Regions from separate parts of the Mus musculus genome. Here region 1 is linked to region 2. A link is a loop called in an ENCODE intact Hi-C map of the cell type or tissue named here. Cell type or tissue: left cerebral cortex. All regions are shown on one strand. Each heading gives the region's core, and the rest is flanking DNA. Links, peaks and the distances in the headings are about the cores only. Region 1 overlaps Gm33413 (a long non-coding RNA gene). Region 2 has its middle 28 kb from the start of Gm46787.

Region 1 (8,324 bases), core at 137-8,136, 330 kb before region 2:
ATATTAAAGTACCCTTAGTACCAAGGGACTAAGCCCTGAGCTCAGTGGCAGAGGGAGCTCAGAACTCCAAAGGGAACATTTGAGCCTGCAGCTTTGAGGAGGAGGTAAAGGGTGTTAAGCAGGGCCTGTCACACAGGGCATTGTGGGAGCCTGGACTTGCTCTCTGGTACAAGGAAGCCACTCACAATGACCACCAATTATTTATTTGTTTATTTGCTTATTGCTTATTGGTTAATTGATTGGGACTGGATGGCCTGAAACTTGCTATATAAACCAGGCTGGTCTTGAACTCAGAGATCTGCCTGCTTCTGCCCTAAGTGCTGGGATTAAAGGTACAATGTCATGAGGACACGCCACACCTGGCTCTGAAGACAGCATCTGTTTTGAAGGTCCAACAGTTCCCTTGTCCCAGGCTGGGGGAGGGGGCGTGGACCCTCTAAATGCCCTCAGTGTTGTCTTGCTCCCAGAAGGGCAGCCTCGGTTTCCTTCCTACAGACCCACCACAGCACAGCTCTAGAGAGATGTGGGGCTCAGTGGGTAAACTTGCCTGCTGCTAAACCTGGTGACCCAGTTTGATCCCAGGTCCCACATAGTGGGAGAAGAGAACTTACAGGCTGTCCTCTGACCTCCACTCACACTGGGTAACACCTATGAGCCCCCACTCATACACAGTAAATAAATGTAATAAAAAATGATAGAATTTGGTTCTGCTAGGGGCTCCAGGGAATTCCTAGTGCCCATGGTTCCCCTTTCTTTCCCTTCCTTCCCTTCTCTTACCAGCTTCAAACTTGCAATCCTCCTGTCTCACTGTCTTCAGCTCACAGACCTCTGCCCTGTGTCATTCTGTCACTGTGTCTGGCCCTTATTGATTTACTCAGAGACAAAGCAGGACGATAAAGCCCTGTGGGTGAATTCTGCCCACTACCACAGAAGGGGCAAGTCCAGAAGTGCAGCTTTGCCTTTCCACATAGAGAGTGCTTATGTGCAAATGTGTGTGTGCATGTACGTGTATGCATGTATGTTTGTGTAGGTTTGTGAGCAGGTAGGTGTGATCAGATATGGGTGTGCAGGTATGTGTGTGCATGCAAGTGTGTGCATGTGTGTGCATATGTGTGTACATGCATGTGGGTGTATACGTGTGTGTGTGTGTGTGTGTGTGCGTGCAGGTGGGTGTATACATGCATGTGTGTGTGCAGGTACATGGGTGTGTGCATGCATGTGTATGTGAGTACACAGAGACCCCATTCTCTGCTCCGTGCCATCTGAAGTGATCTTTAGACTCTCTCTGGGAAGGCGTGTATCTGGTCTTCGGTTAGGCTGTCAGTGTGTCCAAGGCACTCTCCACCTCCTCTGGCTGTGCTTGGGTGGTTTCCAGCCTTGCTCTGCCACACACAGGCCCTGGGACACATCCTCCTGCCTGCCTCCTGCATACCATGAGTGAGTGAGCTTTTCCAGGACATTGGTGGGGTTGGGGAGCCTTGGAGGATGTGCCTGTGTGAGTTTGAACTACACGGGTTAAATTAGACTCCAAACACTCAACTGACCAATCAGTGGCTTTCTGTCCAAAAGCCGCAGGCTGCCAGCACACAGAGCTAAAGGAACTAGTAGAGTAATACAGGAATAAAAAATGCTAATATTTACAGAATATGGGCCAATGTCACATCAGCCAGGTCTGCAGTTTTTTGTGGGCAGAAGGGATGTGACCTCTGGACACCCTGCTGAGATGGCCTGAGGCAGAAGGGAAAAGTGACCTCTCTCCAGACCCCCATAGTCTCTGCCAGGCTGGCTGCTGGCCAAATCCCCAGCTGGGGAGCCTGCAGGAGCCACGTGACCCTGGGTAAGCTCCTCCCCTTCTTAGACAAGGCTTAATGACCTTCATCTTCTGGGTTTGGGATTCACCACAGGGTGTGGACATTAGTGGGCTTCCCTGCACCTCCAGGACTGAACCATAGCCAGTAGCAGAAGAGTGAGTAGCCTCACAGGGGCGGCTTTGCGTTCCGGAATGGGTGGGGAAGGAGCCTCAGCCTGTTCCTCATGTGGTCTCGGCACTTAATAAAAGTGCAGGCTCTAGCTATAGGGACTGTGTGGTCCTGTCAGGGGACTCAGCAGACAACAAAGTGATGGCTGAGGCTATGATCCACTACAACTGGGTTCATTCCAACAAGCAATGGGGCCAGGCGGTGTGTGCTGGGGTCGACTGTGATGTCATTGGGCCACCTGGGGTTGTGTTTGCACAGGTGTTTGTGGTGGGTCTGGAAGTTGGAGCCACCAAAATAGGATTGGGCTGCAGGTATCCTGAAAGGAGGGCCCTGCTGGGGTGGCACATACCTGGCCTCAGCAACCCAGGAGGTTGAGGCAGGAGGATTGCAATTTTGAGGTCACCCTGGGCTACATAATGAGACCCTGTCTCAAAATAAAAAAATAGGGATTAGAGGAAGAGCAGGAGCAGGGTGGGGTGGCGCACGCCTTTAATCCCAGTACTCGGGAGGCAGAGGCAGGCGGATTTCTGAGTTCGAGGCCAGCCTGGTCTACAAAGTGAGTTCCAGGACAGCCAGGGCTACACAGAGAAACCCTGTCTCAAAAAAACAAAAAAAACAAAAAAAAACAAAACAAAAAAAAAACAAAAAGGAAGAGGGTGTCTGGAGAGGGGAGGGTTCTGGATAGGAAGGGTGTCTAAAGGGGGGAGGGTTCTGGAAGGGGGGGAGGGTGTCTGGATGGGAAGGGTGTCTAAAGGGGGGAAGGTATCTGGAGGGGGAGGGTGTCAGGAGGGGGGAGGGTGTCTCAAGGAGGAGGGATTCTGGAGGGGGAGGGTGTCTGGAGGGGGAGGGTGTCTGGAGGGGGGAGGGTATCTGGAGGGGGAGGGTTCTGGAGGGGGGAGGGTATCTGGAGGGGGGTTGTCTGGAGGGAGTGGTAGAGGGAAGGGAGGGCCAAGAACAGCAGAAGGCACCACCCAGATGTGCCAGGGTCCTGCCTCAATCAGGCCAAGAGTTTCTGGGAGAGCCCTGAAACCTAGAGATGTTGCTGGTCACTCAGTCACTAAGCCACATCTTTTGGAAGGTCTTGTACCCAAGCCTGGCCATGGTCTCAGCCCCATAGGGACTTCTGCTTGTCTGTCGTTGAGTGGTCCTAATTCTGGACCCCAGTCTTAAGGTGTCGGGGCAAGTGCTCCATCACCGAGCAGTCAGCACCAAAGTAGCCTCAGGGAACAAGAAACAAATACTCACCACAACACGACAACCCCTCTCAACAACAACAACAAAGGAAGAATAAAACCTCCTTACAAAATGAAGCAGGCTGCCTCCATCTCGAGAGAGATGTCCTGATTAGGTGTCAAAACCAAGACATCCCCAGATCTAAACAAAAGCTGATTTATGCAAAATGCAAGCTCATTACAAGTCAGTTAGGACAAGCTTTGGGGACAAACATCCTTTAACCAATTCCACCCCGCCCCTTCCATAGCCCAGGTGCAGTGGGAGGCTCCTGCCTTCCGGGGGGGCCCCACACCCCTGCCCATCTGATGGGTATAGCCAAGGAAAGTGTGGAGAGTCAGTGGGTTTTACATTCAGTTTTTACGGTCCCCAAACTCCATCCATGGATGCCTGATAACCTGACGACATTTTAGCTGAAGAGATTCATATAAACACACTTAAAAAGAAGTAGAGCTCACAGTGGAAGCAACCTCCCCTGGTTAGGTGGTCCTGCAGATCCAAGCCTGGACACACAGTCTCTACAAGAGGTTGACGGAGACTCCGTTTCCTGTCCTGATAGTGCTGGGCAAACAGTTCTGCCCTTTAAAGTGAAGAGAAAAGAGGTACCAAACTGGCAGAGGTGGGAGAACTCGGCACACAGTAGGTGCCTGTCCTGGTTAGGGCTAGTGCATTTCTAAGTCTCCTAAACCTTGGTGATCCCAGAAGGGCTGTAGGTCTGCCACTTAACCACAGTACTTGGAAGGATGAGCGCTTCCTCTGAGTGGCCACCAGAGGGCGAACGTACCTTTCCGACAAAGCCTGGAGGTGCCGACTTCTCTCCACACAGCTACACAGGGACCCTTCTCAGGGGAGCCTGGCCTGGGACCTGCCCTCTAGGGACAGCCACCACTGCTGTGGGTGTTCTTGTTGTGCTTTGGGCAAGAGGCTAATGTGCTAGGACCTTGCCTCCTTATGTGTGATGCTTTCTCTGCAGGCCCAGAGAGCTCATCACTGCTTTCTCCTGTTCTTAGTGTCCTGCTGGGTCACATCAGGGCAAGGAGCCCAGCTTGTGCGATGAGTTATGATTGACAGGGACCGGACCCTTGCTGAATGCTCTGCCCCCTGCCTGAGATGCCCTGTGACCCTATGTAACTGTCTGGGGCTTCTGGAAAAGACTCGCTGTCCGCTTGGCTAAGGCAATAGATACCACCCCCATTCCTTCCCCTACCAACCTCCACAGCACCCCCACCCCCACATGTCACCACCCTCTTGAATCACAGGGCAACTGGGTGACACTGAGACCCAATATGTCAAGGACCAGAGGCAAAGCAGCCACAGAGTGACTGGACACTGGTTCCTCTGTCTAGGAAGTTCTTGAGCTGATATCCAAGCAGTGGTTCCTGATTTCCTCTCAGCTCACTGCAGAGCCCTCCCCAGAGACCCTAACCCACTGGCCCTCAGCTTCTCTCCTCGCCTCTGACAGAGCAAACGACCTTTCTTATTCTCAGTCAGACCTGTTTCTGGAAGTCGCAATGCAGTTAGACAGGATCACAGGAATTTTAGTGGGATGTTTAAGTGTGTTGTCCTTCCTTCAGGAGCCCCCTACTCACTCTACAGAGTGAGTTTCAGGACAGCCAAGGCTACACAGAGAAACCCTGTCTCGAAAAACCAAAAAAAAAAAAAAAAAAAAAAAAAAAAAAAAATCACCAGGGGCTGGCAAGATGGCTCAGTGAGTAAGGGCGCTTGCAGCCAAGCTGGATACTCTGAGTTCAATCCCCAGGACCCACAAACTGAAAGGAGAAACATCAGCTCCCACAAATTGTCCTCTGACCCCCACAAGCATGCCATGGAGCTCACAAGCGTGTGTGTGTGTGTGTGTGTGTGTGTGTGTGTGTGATAAAGAATTCACCAGAACCAATAAGCAGTCAGTGGTGCTGTGTTGCTGGTGGCGGCTGGTGGCTGCTGGTGGCATTCCTTCTCCCTGTTTCCGCCCTCCCTCCCCTACACAGCCCATATTCTCAGAGGTCTCCATCCATCTACTTGGATTTGATGCCTGGCATTAACCTCACCCCGGGGAGCTTTTAATTGAATCAGGCAGAGTCCCTCTGAAGATCACAGCAGCACACATGAAGGCTCTGGCTGCCTGCGGCTCCTCTTTAGCTCCGGAGTGAAACCTTGTTTCCCCAATGAGCTGCCTCTGAAGAGAAGAAGAGGGACGTTAACAAAGATTTACTGCCTTCCTCAAGTTCAGACTCCTAAGTGAACACGGCAGTGAGTGCTCCGTGGGTACTCTGGGTACTCTGTAGCTGGTACTGTGAGAAAAATGACTCCCACCAGGATGGTGGACGTGGGGGACATGCCCATACTCACAGCATTCAGGAGGATAAGGCAGGAGGAGCCTGAGTCCCAGGCCAGCCTCGGCTACTAGGGAGCACCGTCGCAGGAACAAACAAACAAACAAATCAATAAAAAGAAGGGGCCTCGTGAAAATGCAGATCTGGATTTTATAGTTAACAATAGCCTCAAGGGATTTTGCCTTGTTTGAAATGTGCAAGAATAACATTAAGAAAGGTTTAGAACATTTTTGTAAATTATGACATGGTTTAAGCCATGTGTTAAGTCTTAAGCATAAACGTGGAGAGAATCCATTCTCCGTGACCACACGCTAGCATCCTCCAAACCCCTCCATTCCTCTCCAGCCTGATTGGCTCTCCTGGTGTTACAGCTTAGCTCCAGATGGGAAGCATTTTTTCATTGCTATAATAAAACACCTGAGGCTGAGCCCTTTAAAGAGAAAAGGGGTTGGGGTGGTGCCTGGTGAGATGACTCGGTGGTAAAGATGCTTCCCACTGGACCCAAGTTCAGTCTCCAGGATCCACGTGATGAAGAAAACTGACTCCTGCAAGTTGTCCTCTGACCATCACATGTGTTCCATGGCACATGTTCATGTGTGTACACGTATATGTATGTGTCTATGTATATGAAGTATATGTATATGTATACACAGGGTGGGGAAGGAAATAGACCTGGAATGATCTTTGAAACCTCAAAGCCCACTCGCAGTGACACACATGTTCCCACAGCATTGACCACGCCGTGTGCCTGCAGTGGGGCCCCAGAGCACAGGGACCAGGCTGGGTGGGGGTGGGGGACAGAGAGCTGGTGAGGCAGCTGTCCCAGCTTCCTGTTGCCCCGAGAAAGGTTGTCACAACTGTAACCCAACTTCAGGAGGGAGAAGAGGAGGAAGGGGAGGAGCGAGAGAGAAGAAAGGGAAGGAGGAAAGGGAACAGAGAGAGGATGAGAAAGGGAAGGAAAAGGGGTAGGGAAAAGGAAGGGGAAGAAAGAGGGGAGGAGGGGGCTGGTGAGATGGCTCAGTGGTTAAGAGTGCCGACTGTTCTTCCAAAGGTCCTAAGTTCAAATCCCAGTAACCACATGGTGGCTCACAACCATCCATAACAAAAATCTGATGCCCTCTTCTGGTGTGTCTGAAGACAGCTACAGTGTGCTTACATATAATAAATAAATAAATAAATAAATAAATATTTTTTAAAAAAAAAGAGGGGAGAAAAAAACGGGAGGAGGAGGGAGGAGAGGAGGAAGGGGAGGAGAAAGGGGAAGAAGGGAGGGGGAAAGAAAGGGGAGGAGGACAGAGGTAGGGGAGGAGGACAGAGGAAGGGGAGGAGGGAAGGTATGGGAGCCAATGTAGCCCTGAGTGACTATGCATTGTTGACACAGGCAAGGCCATGCCACCAACCAAGGCCTTGTGTCCAGTGGGACACTGGCACCCCTGGGTCAGGCTTGGGAAAAGCCAAGCTCTCCCTTGGTCCTAGAATCAGTGTTTATGAATATTAAAGAGTCTTAGAGTTCAGCTATTGTGAATAGACACCATGACCACAGCAACTCTTATGAAGGCAAACGTTTCATTGGAGCTGGCTTACAGATTCAGAGGTTTAGTCTATTATCATCATAGCAGGAAGCATGGCAGCATCCAGGCAGACATGGTGCTGGAGAAGGAGCTGAGAGTTCTGCATCTTGATTCAAAGGCAACCAGGAGAGATTGCGGTCCTCGGGCAGCTAGGAGGAAGTTCTCTTCCACAATGGGTGGAATCTGAGCATAGGAAGAGACCTCGAAGCCCACCTCCACGGCGACACACTTCCTCCAACAAGGCCACACCTCCTAACAGTGCCACTCCCTATGGGCCAAGCATATTCAAACCACCACAACCAGTATAGGGGGAAAGAAAAAAGAAAAAAAGAAAAAAAACCTAGACATTGCAGCTTCCTCCTCTGGGACGTTGTATCCCCAGACGACCCATCTACAGAGACCTCTCCTGCAAGTTTAGGTGACTCCACCGCTGTACACTCTGAGGTTCCAGTTTGCAGGTTGCTGTGGTTGGTGTGGTTCCGTCAGAGTGCGCACAGCCCCCCTGACCCCAGCTCTCCTTCATTTACTTACCACCCCAGTCGGGCTTCCAGACCCCTCCATGCAGATCATTACAGGAGGGCGAAGCAGCAGCCGCTAGTCTGGGGAAAGATGAAGTCAGTTCGCCAGGTCCCCAGGCAGATTTTGAACTTTGTGGTCTAGCTCTCCACCTTCAGGATGTCATTATTGCCTAGGTGACTCAGTTCTCCTTTCAAGAGCGCTCATCTCTAGCTCCCCACCCCATGTTCTTCTGCGACCCCCTCATCCCTTCACTGACATTGGCGCCCTCTTCTGGTCTCCACAAGCGCTGCACGCACATGCTGAAGATAGCGCCCAGGATTTCATGACAGCCAGGCAAGCGCCCTACCCACTGAGCGGTATCTTGGCTTTTCTTACATTGGAATCACCCACCTGATTATAGAATAGAATACGCTGATTGGCCAGGATCACTCTCCACCTAAGAGACTCGGTTTAGGCGGGGCAACCACCATCAGTAAGTACCTCCAGGGCCCTGAGGTCTTATCTTCAAGAGGGGCTAGGCAGAAACCTCAAGACCCATCCACCATGCCAAGAGTCCCTTTCTGACTCGTCTCCTAAACCGAGCTCAGCTGGGGAAGCTTGAGTTTGTGCCCAGAATGGGATTTCCCACGCAGAGCCACCAAAGCACCCACCCATGCAGGACCCAGGAGACACCTGCGGTGGCAATGTGGGCT
Region 2 (8,324 bases), core at 7-8,006:
ACCCAACACCTAAAACTGGAATGCCCCAAGGCCAGTGGGTCACAGAGCAAGACACACCCTAGTCCTTCCAAATTAATGGTTTGCAAATTAATGGTTCCACAAAGACACACCCTGGCTCATATTTCTCTTGCCATACAAAGCAAAATTAGTCTTTGGCTAATTTATGTTTCCATGGTGTCTTAGGGTTTTGTTGCTGTGAAGAGATGCCATGACCACAGAAACTCTTATAAAGGAAAATATTTCATTGGGACTGGCCTACAGGTTCAAGGGTTTAGTTCGTTATGGTTTTGGTAGGAAGCATGGAGGTTTGCAGGCAGGCAGACATGGCTGCTGAAGAAGTAATTGAGAATCCTGCATCCAGATCTGCATGCAGCAGGAAGAGAGAGACACCCCGGGCCAGGCCTGAGCATTTGAAACCCCAAAGCCCACCCTCAGTGAGGCACTTCCTCCTGTAAGGCCACGCCCACTCTAACAAAACCACACCCACTCCAACAAAACCACACCCCCTGATACTACCACTGCCTGTGCGCCTATGGGACCATTCCCATTCAAACAACCTTGTATGGTTTAAACAAACACTTCCAAGTCTTCTTGTAATCTTAGTAATTAAAAAGCAGAAGCAAGCAGCAAACAGCAAGTGGAAGCAGCCTCCACATAAGGGAAGTGGTATCAGCCACTGAGGATGGTGGCTGAGAGTTTTGCTGTGGAGCCCTGGCTAGCCTGTAACTCACTATGTAGACTTGTAGACTAGGATGGCCTCTAACTTGCAATCACACTTCCTAAGTGTTGGAATTCCGGGAGTGGGCCACCAACCTTAAAACAAACGGAGAACCAGGTGTGCGGGCACACACCTGCAATCCCAGCACCGGGGAGGTAGAGGCAGGAGGATCAGGAGTTCAAGGACCATCTTCAGCTACATGGTGAGTTCTAGGCTAACCAGGGACTATATCATGAGACCCTATTTCAAAAAACAAAAATAAAACAACAACAACAAAAAAAGCCTCACTAAATGGGACCCCCTGAATACAGGAAGTGATCTAACACAGCGCCGAATCCTGTCTCCAGAATACATGTCACAAGTGAGCTTCTCAGAGGTCCCAGAGTTTTCAGCCCTCTCTGCCCCCTCAAGCAAAGACCATGGGTGTGAGAATGTCCCCGGTCCTTCATTTCTTCCCTTCCTGGTCACTTGGTTCTCTTGTGAGATGGAAACGATGTGCATACTCCTCTCCCGAGGTCCCAACGACAAATCAAAGCTCACCCTGGGAGCCAGTTGGCTGACTTACAGAGCAAGGATGAGGGGTTACTGTCTGGAAAGCGGGCCACCCCAAAGCATCTACTTTGAAGGTCTCACCCCACCATGAATAAAGAGTTACTAGCTGTGTAGATGGGCCCCTTTTCAATTAACCTCCCAACCTATCTGCATTAGCGCCTCCCCAGACCTTCAGTTAGAGCAGAGCAGCCAGGTGCTGTGGGGCAAGCCTTGGACCCCAGAACTCAGGAGGCAGAGGCAGGAGGACCTCTGTGAGTTCAAGGCAAGCCTAGTCTATAGAAGGAGTTCCAGGATACACTGGTGATACTGAAAAATAACAAGAAAGAGCCGGGCGTGGTGGCGCATGCCTTTAATCCCAGCACTCGGGAGGGAGAGGCAGGTGGATTTCTGGGATCGAGGCCAGCCTGGTCTACAAAGTGAGTTCCAGGACAGCCAGGGCTACACGTCCAAACCCTGTCTCGAAAAAAAACAAGAAAGAAAGGAAGAAAGAAAGAAAGAAAGAAAGAAAGAAAGAGAGAGAAAGAGAGAAAAGAAAGAAGGAAAGGAAGGAAGGAAGGAAGGAAGAAAGAAAGAAAGAAAGAGAGAGAGAGAGAGAGAGAAAAGAAAGAAGGAAAGGAAGGAAGGAAAGAAGAAAGAAAGAAAGAAAGAAAGAAAGAAAGAAAGAAAGAAAGAAAGAAAGAAAGAAAGAAAGAAAGAAAGAAAGAAAGAAAGAGAAAGAGGACAGTGATGGACTAGACAAAGTATGAGTAGTGGACGGGATGGAGATATTGGCTGTTGTGCTCTGGGGAACCTCAATCTCCAACGAGACAAACGAATCCTTGTCCTAGCAAAAACAAGGCAGTCTGGCCATATCTGGCCAAGCGGGCAGGAGCTGGGGAGCCACTTCCCTCTTCAAACACCTGGCTGGCCCCCCTGCCGGCACGTGAGCTTCCAGAGACCTCCTCTGAACTCTTTGTCCCCCAAAGAGGAAGTAAGAGAAGGAGAAAATGTGGAACTAGTAAGCTGCCTGCCAACTAGGTGCCTCTGTCCTGGGGAAGAGGTGCCAGGTGCCTACGCAGCTCTGTCCCCACTCGCCCCGGCTCGCCCCGCCCCACCTCCACCGACCATCTCAGCTCCCACCTCAATGGCGCCTCTTCTACCAGCAACTGTCTTCTCCACCTGCAAGAACGTCGGCTCTGCCCCAGCGCAGGACCTCTGCAAGGACAGATCTCCAGACTAGAAAGGTTTGTTTTATTAATTTTATTTATTTATTTATTTATTTATTTTTGGTTTTTCGAGACAGAGTTTCTCTGTGTAGTCCTGGCTCTCCTGGAACTCACTCTGTAGACCAGGCTGGCCTCGAACTCAGAAATCCGCCTGTCTCTGCCTCCCAAGTGCTGGGTTTAAAGGCGTGCACCACCACACCCAGCCTATTAATTTATTTTTAAAAAATACTTTTGTGTGTGCTCACTTGTCTGTGTGTCATGGAGGCCAGAAGAAGGTATCGGACACCCCTGTAGCTGAGGTTACAGGCAGCTGTAGGTCACCATTGTGGGTGCTGGGAACAGAACCCGGGCCTCTGCAGGAGCAGCAAATGCTCTTTACTTGGAGCCTTCTCTCTTCTCTCCTCCACTTACACTGCTGGATGGAGGGGCCTGCAGTTTGCTAGGCAAGTACGTGTTCTGACAGTGAGCTGAGTCAGACCTTCAAATTAACAGCTATTTCTCTCCTGGTGTGTGTGTGTGTGTGTGTGTGTGTGTGTGTGTGTGTGTGAGAGAGAGAGAGAGAGAGAGAGAGAGAGAGAGAGAGAGAGAGAATTTGAGAATGCTGGAATGGTACTTAGAGCCTTGTGCAGATGAGAATTCTACACCTTGTACATCTAAGTACAAGCTTAGCCCCCGATTTTCCGAGAAGGGGTCTTGCGAGCATCTACCAACTGCCTGCACCACTGTGGGGGGTCTTAAAAGAAGCCGAGTGGAGAACTTGGGTAGGTAACTTTTTTTTTTTTTCCCTACACCTAGACAGACCGCCCGCCACAGCTGGAGTCTCTAGTTTTAGATCTACTTTGTGTTTATGCGTTTAAAATAGAAAATACGACCAGGACTCACGCGGTATTTTTTTTTTCTTCTTCTTCTTTTTCTTAGCAACCATAGCTGCCCGCCGCCTCGGGGCTTCCTGGAACCCACACACCGCTCCAGGCATCTGGCTCAGCCGAGAGGAGCTGAGGGGGCTGAGACCCTGCAGGGACTATGCGCCAAGGTGGCGTCTCCAGGGCCCCTCTATGGCCCTACGTGGCACAGGGTGGTAGCTCTGGGCGTTCTCAGCCCTGTGCACTGGAAACCTGGGGACGCTGGGGTCCCTGCATGGAGATGAGACTCTTGTGGGGTGGGTCCCAGATAAGATTGGGCTCCAAGTAGGGATGGCCAGAGGTCCCAGGTGGGGATGGGATCTGGGTGGAGATAAGACTGGGGAAGGGGATACCGGCCCTGGGTAGGGGTGGGACCAGGGTGAGTATGAGACCAAGGGAGATGGGTGGGAATGGGAACGGGTTGGGAGGGGGAATATGGGCCCCGGGTGGGGACGGGACTTGGGTGGAGGTGTGGTGGACCCAGGAGGGGATGGGCCTTGGTTGGCTACCACTGGGGCAGAAGCATCTCTGGATAGCCCCAGGAGGGCAGGGATCCGGAAAGGCGACCTCCTGTCCCCGCCCCCGTTGATGGCGCGGTGAAGTCGAAGTCTCTCCGGGTTCAGGGCCACGATCCCCAAGCTGGAGACCGCGCTGCCCCTCCGCACCCACCGCCCTTACCTCCGCCTCAGACTCCGGAGTCAGGGAGAGCGCGAACTCGCGTGCCCCAGTGCTCACCGGCTCAAGCTGATCGGCGTCCAGAAGGATGCCCTGCCCTGACCTGGTGCCATAGCCCGGAGGTCGGCCTGGCGGAGGCGGAGCAGGTGCGGTCGCTGGGCCGGCCGCCGGCCGAGCGAGCAGCGCCGCCCAGTGGCAGCACCGCGCTCTGCAGCGGCCACAACGCGGGAAGCTCGGGTGCTGCGCTCTCGCGTTGCATCCCCAACAGCCTAGGAGAGCGGCTGTAAACCAGCTCTGGCTGCAGGTTAAAAACCCACAGGGAGGTTTTTAATCAGACCGGGTGCTGTGCCTCACAGCACTTCCCAGATAGAAGCAGGAGGATCAAGAGTCGTTATCCTTAGTTACATAGTGGGTTAGGTTCGACACCACCCTGGGCTACAGGAGATCTTGGAAAGCCTTGAGGAGGGGTAGGTAGCTCATCTCTTCCTCTCCAAGTCAGATTTTTATTTGTTTTACAGTTATTTGTGTGTGTGTGTGCGCGCGTGTCCGTCTTCACAGCTTTTAAAATAAGCTCCAACCCCATCCTACAAAATAAAATGGCTCAGAGAGGAAAGGTGTTGCAGGTCGAGTCTGAGGACCTGAAATAGACCCCCCATGACCCTTGAGTGGACGCAGAGAACTGACTCCTTGAGGTTGTCCTCTGAGCTCTATACACCTGTGCTGGCACATGTGGCCTACACACATGTACACACACACTAATTAGTAAACGTGACACACATAAAAATATAACATATTTGGGAAAGCTGTGGGGACGGGCAGGGTGGGGCAAAGATGGGATTCTGGGACTCTGGTGAAGTGAGTGGGCTAGACTTAGTGGCTCCCAAAAAGAAAGACAGGGGGTGCGGGGGGGGGCAAAGGGAGAGAGAGAGAGAGAGAGAGAGAGAGAGAATGAATATGAATGAATAGGTGATAAATTTGACACACCCAGGCTGGGAGGCTCACCCAAATTCTGCAGTGCCTGGGCCAAGGAGGAGGCCCTCCTTCCAATACAAACGGGGAAGCTCAAAGGGGAGAGGACCAGACCATAGTCTAGTTTTGAATTTCTAGCTGATGCCTTTTAAAATATTATGTTTATTTTTAAACGGGCTGGTCTTAGGGTTGGAAATAAATACCCACCACCCTGATCCTTCCCTGCTGTGTGTGTGAGTTCATCTTCTATCTGACAACCCTCCAGAGCAATCTAAACTGGCTCCATCTGGCTTTTGCGTGCCCTGGGGCTGCTGGCTCCCCACTTCTGGAAGTGTGACTGATTTTCCACATCCATCCAGACTCTCCAGCTCTCTGCCCAGCATCTTCTGGGAAATTCTTGGCAGTGCCTTGGGTACCAGGCACTTAGAAAGGGAATCCACTGAGACCACACATGGCCATCCATCCATCCATCCATTCATCCATCATAGCTATGACATGTCTAGTTCTGAGTTCTTTCACGAGTCACCCCCACCCCCACCCCCCTCTAGCAAGCCTGCCAGGGCTGGGAACTGCTGGAAGAGCCCAGGCTGGCCTTGGTTGGCCAGCAGCACTGAGTGGCAAAAGCCACTGGGTGGACAACCAGAAGAAAGGCTAGGGGAGGTGAGCGAGGGCTGAGGCTTGGCAGGGTGTCCCATGGTCACCAGGCGCTGCCTATACTGCGTTGGTTCAGCTGTAGCCTGGCCATGAGGCCTAGGAAAGGCGGGAACTGGATTGAAGTTTCATTCAGCAAGGTGGTAATTTGGGGGTGAGAGAGGAAGTTGGGGAGAGTGCACTAAAGGTTTGGATATCTGGAAGGCCAGTTTCTTTGAAGTTCGTTATAACCAAACTTTAAGAGTACTTTTGGGAGGGAGAGGCGGGAGGATCAAGGTTTGAGGTGATTCCCTGGTACCTGTATGTTTGAAGTTAGCCCGGGCTAGGCTTAGGGAAATTGTCAATTTCTGGAGAAGTTGTCACACTCTAAAGGATCTGGGAAGCCAGAAATCACTGTGTTTCTGGAATCCCGTGTCCCAACCCACTTTTTGAACTGGGGACCCAGGAGAAATGGGGAGCTGTCCTGCCCTTTTTCTACCAAGTCAGTCACTAATTGGTTTTGACACACCCCCACTCAGGGCTTCACCTGGTGAAGGTCCTAAGCCAAGGACCCTGCCCAAGGCCGCAGGAAAGATTTTAAACAAAGAGCTGAATTCGCACAGGGTCTAGCCTCTTAGAGGACTCAAGGCTATGGTCCCCAGGTTCTACCCCAAGTGGTCCTGGAAAGGCCTGGAATGCGCTGCTAGCCAGAGGCCTGGAATGCAGCCTGCAGAGGCCGCACCCTGCCCAAACCAGTTTGAACCAGCTGCGGGAAGAAGCCAGTCCAGTCCCTTGGAGCTCCCTCTGGCGCCCAAGCTGTCTTAGAACTGCAGCCGGTTTTAGACTAGGTCTCTGTGGGTGGGGGCGGGGCCCCAGCAAGGCCTGGAGATGGGAGTGGGGGTGGGGTGGTGATAAGTGGGGTGTGTGTAGGGGGGAGTTGGGGGTGCCTGCCCAGCCTCTGCCCAGCGTGGAGACTCCCGGGAACCCTGAGCTGGGCCCCAGGTCACGTCCTTCCATTCCCGCATCTTTGGGCTTCACCTCATGGCACACAGTGGTCGATCTGCCTTTCAGCATCCAGGCCTAAGCCCTGCCTGCGGTGGTGCAGGACAGTTATGCCCCCGGTTTAGGTGGAGGCAGGAGAATCGGAGATTCAAGGACGTTCTAGGGTACATATCAAGTTTGAGGCCTTGATACATATATGATCCTATTTCAAAGAGAGGAGAAACACACAAATTGTGAACACAGTGAAAATTCTTTTTTTATGTGTGTATTTAAACTTTCATTGGATTTACGTATTGTTGGGGGAGGGGAGGAGTGTGTGTGTGTACGTACACGTGTGAAAATCAGGACATTTTTGTGTGGGGAGGGTGTCCATTCTCTCCTTCCATCATGTAATTCCCAGGAATTGTTGGCTACAGACCTTGTTCAGGTGGAATCCTGACACTGTGAGTTAGTTGCTGTGGGATGTGGCCTTAGCTTTGAGTTTTGGATGACACTGGAGTTAGTCCCTTGTGCCAGGTTCTGGGCTTGCTCAGCTGTGGCACTTCTAGGCTCTGCAAGTGTCATCACGTTGGTGGCCCAAGTGTGTGTCACTGTGTGCCGGGCACTATTCCCAGATTGCTGGGTTCCCATCACACCAGCGTGAACATCAGCCCTGCAATGTCTCCATTGAATGGAGGTGGAAACAGGCCTGGAGAGATTGAGCATTGTGGTCATCTTCATAGCTAATCAGTGAGAGTGTGTAGAAGCCAGGAATGGTGGCACACACATTTAAACCCAGCACTCAGGGGGCAGAGGCAGGTGGATTTCTGTAAGTTTGGGGCTAGCCTTGTCTACAAAGCAAGTCCAGGATAGTCAGGAGTATATAGAGAAACCTTGTTTGGGGAAAGAAAAGGAAACAAGAAAAGAAAAGATCATATAGAGGATGGGCAGTTAACTGCAAGGGCTCCATGCAGCCACAGGGAGGAGGGACGACATCACCAAAGGGTCCCCTCCCCCACAGGCTCATGAACACTTTGTTCTCCAGTTGGTGGCACTGTGGTGGGAGCTATGGAACCTTTAGGAGGCACAGCCCTGCTGGAGGAAGTTTATCAGTTGGCGTGGATTTTGAGGGGTACAGTCTCACCCCGCTTCCAGTTTGCTCTTCCTGTTTCCTGTGTGCAGTTGAGACTCGATCTCTAAGCTCTGGCCTCCTATGGCCACTGCGACCCACCCTCTGGAAGAAAGGCAAACCCTTCCCTCTTCCTTAAGTGGCTTTGGTCATGGTGTTTTACCACAGCAACAGAAAAGTATCCCACATACCAGGCTGAGGCAGTTTAGTGACTCAGCAGCTGGTTTGGGGGTGCCTAGGTGCCTACTTGAAACCCTAGTAAACTCATTGCCTAAGCTGGACATAGGCAGAATGGCGGCTCTGGCTGGCTGACGGTGGTGCCCTGTCTGGAGTGAACAGGAATTTATTCGTTTCTCTCCAGGCAAATTCACACAGCCGGGCCCTTGATGGCTATCACACATGCTCACCGGGTGCCGGTCACAGGGTGAGCCGGCACGTGCCCATACCACATGGATAGTTTTTCTGAACAAAACATGAATAGCTCTCCTGTGTTGAGCTCAGTGAGGCCCCAGGAAGACCCGAGATCAAGGCTGGTGAGACCTCATAGGGTACTCTGAGGACTT

The links. Hi-C counts contacts between places; a loop is a spot of excess contacts. Peaks named below come from ENCODE experiments on the same cell type or tissue, not always from the same donor. Only the 100,000 strongest peaks of a DNase experiment are listed, where the experiment ranks them.
Region 1: it touches region 2 in a loop (4-fold over the local background); 21 of 42 quality-filtered maps call a loop at or near these places.

The regions. Positions count from the first base shown.
Region 1 is chr2:168,441,285-168,449,608 of GRCm38, reverse strand. Gm33413 (a long non-coding RNA gene) reads right to left here. Exons shown (of 4, transcript XR_867021.1): 2 at 8,305-8,324; 3 at 8,023-8,068; 4 at 7,204-7,712. Among named protein-coding and RNA genes, the nearest start is that of Gm33413, 5.9 kb to the right of the region's middle. In left cerebral cortex, for the core only: CTCF peaks have their summits at 3,975 (motif pointing right) and 7,905 (motif pointing left); a DNase peak (open chromatin) is centred at 3,988; H3K27ac peaks cover 273 bases.
Region 2 is chr2:168,113,237-168,121,560 of GRCm38, reverse strand. No RefSeq gene overlaps it. Among named protein-coding and RNA genes, the nearest start is that of Gm46787, 28 kb to the left of the region's middle. In left cerebral cortex, for the core only: CTCF peaks have their summits at 4,251, 6,433 and 7,658 (motif pointing right); DNase peaks (open chromatin) are centred at 3,388, 4,253, 6,440, 7,641 and 2 more places; H3K4me3 peaks cover 1,334 bases; H3K27ac peaks cover 877 bases.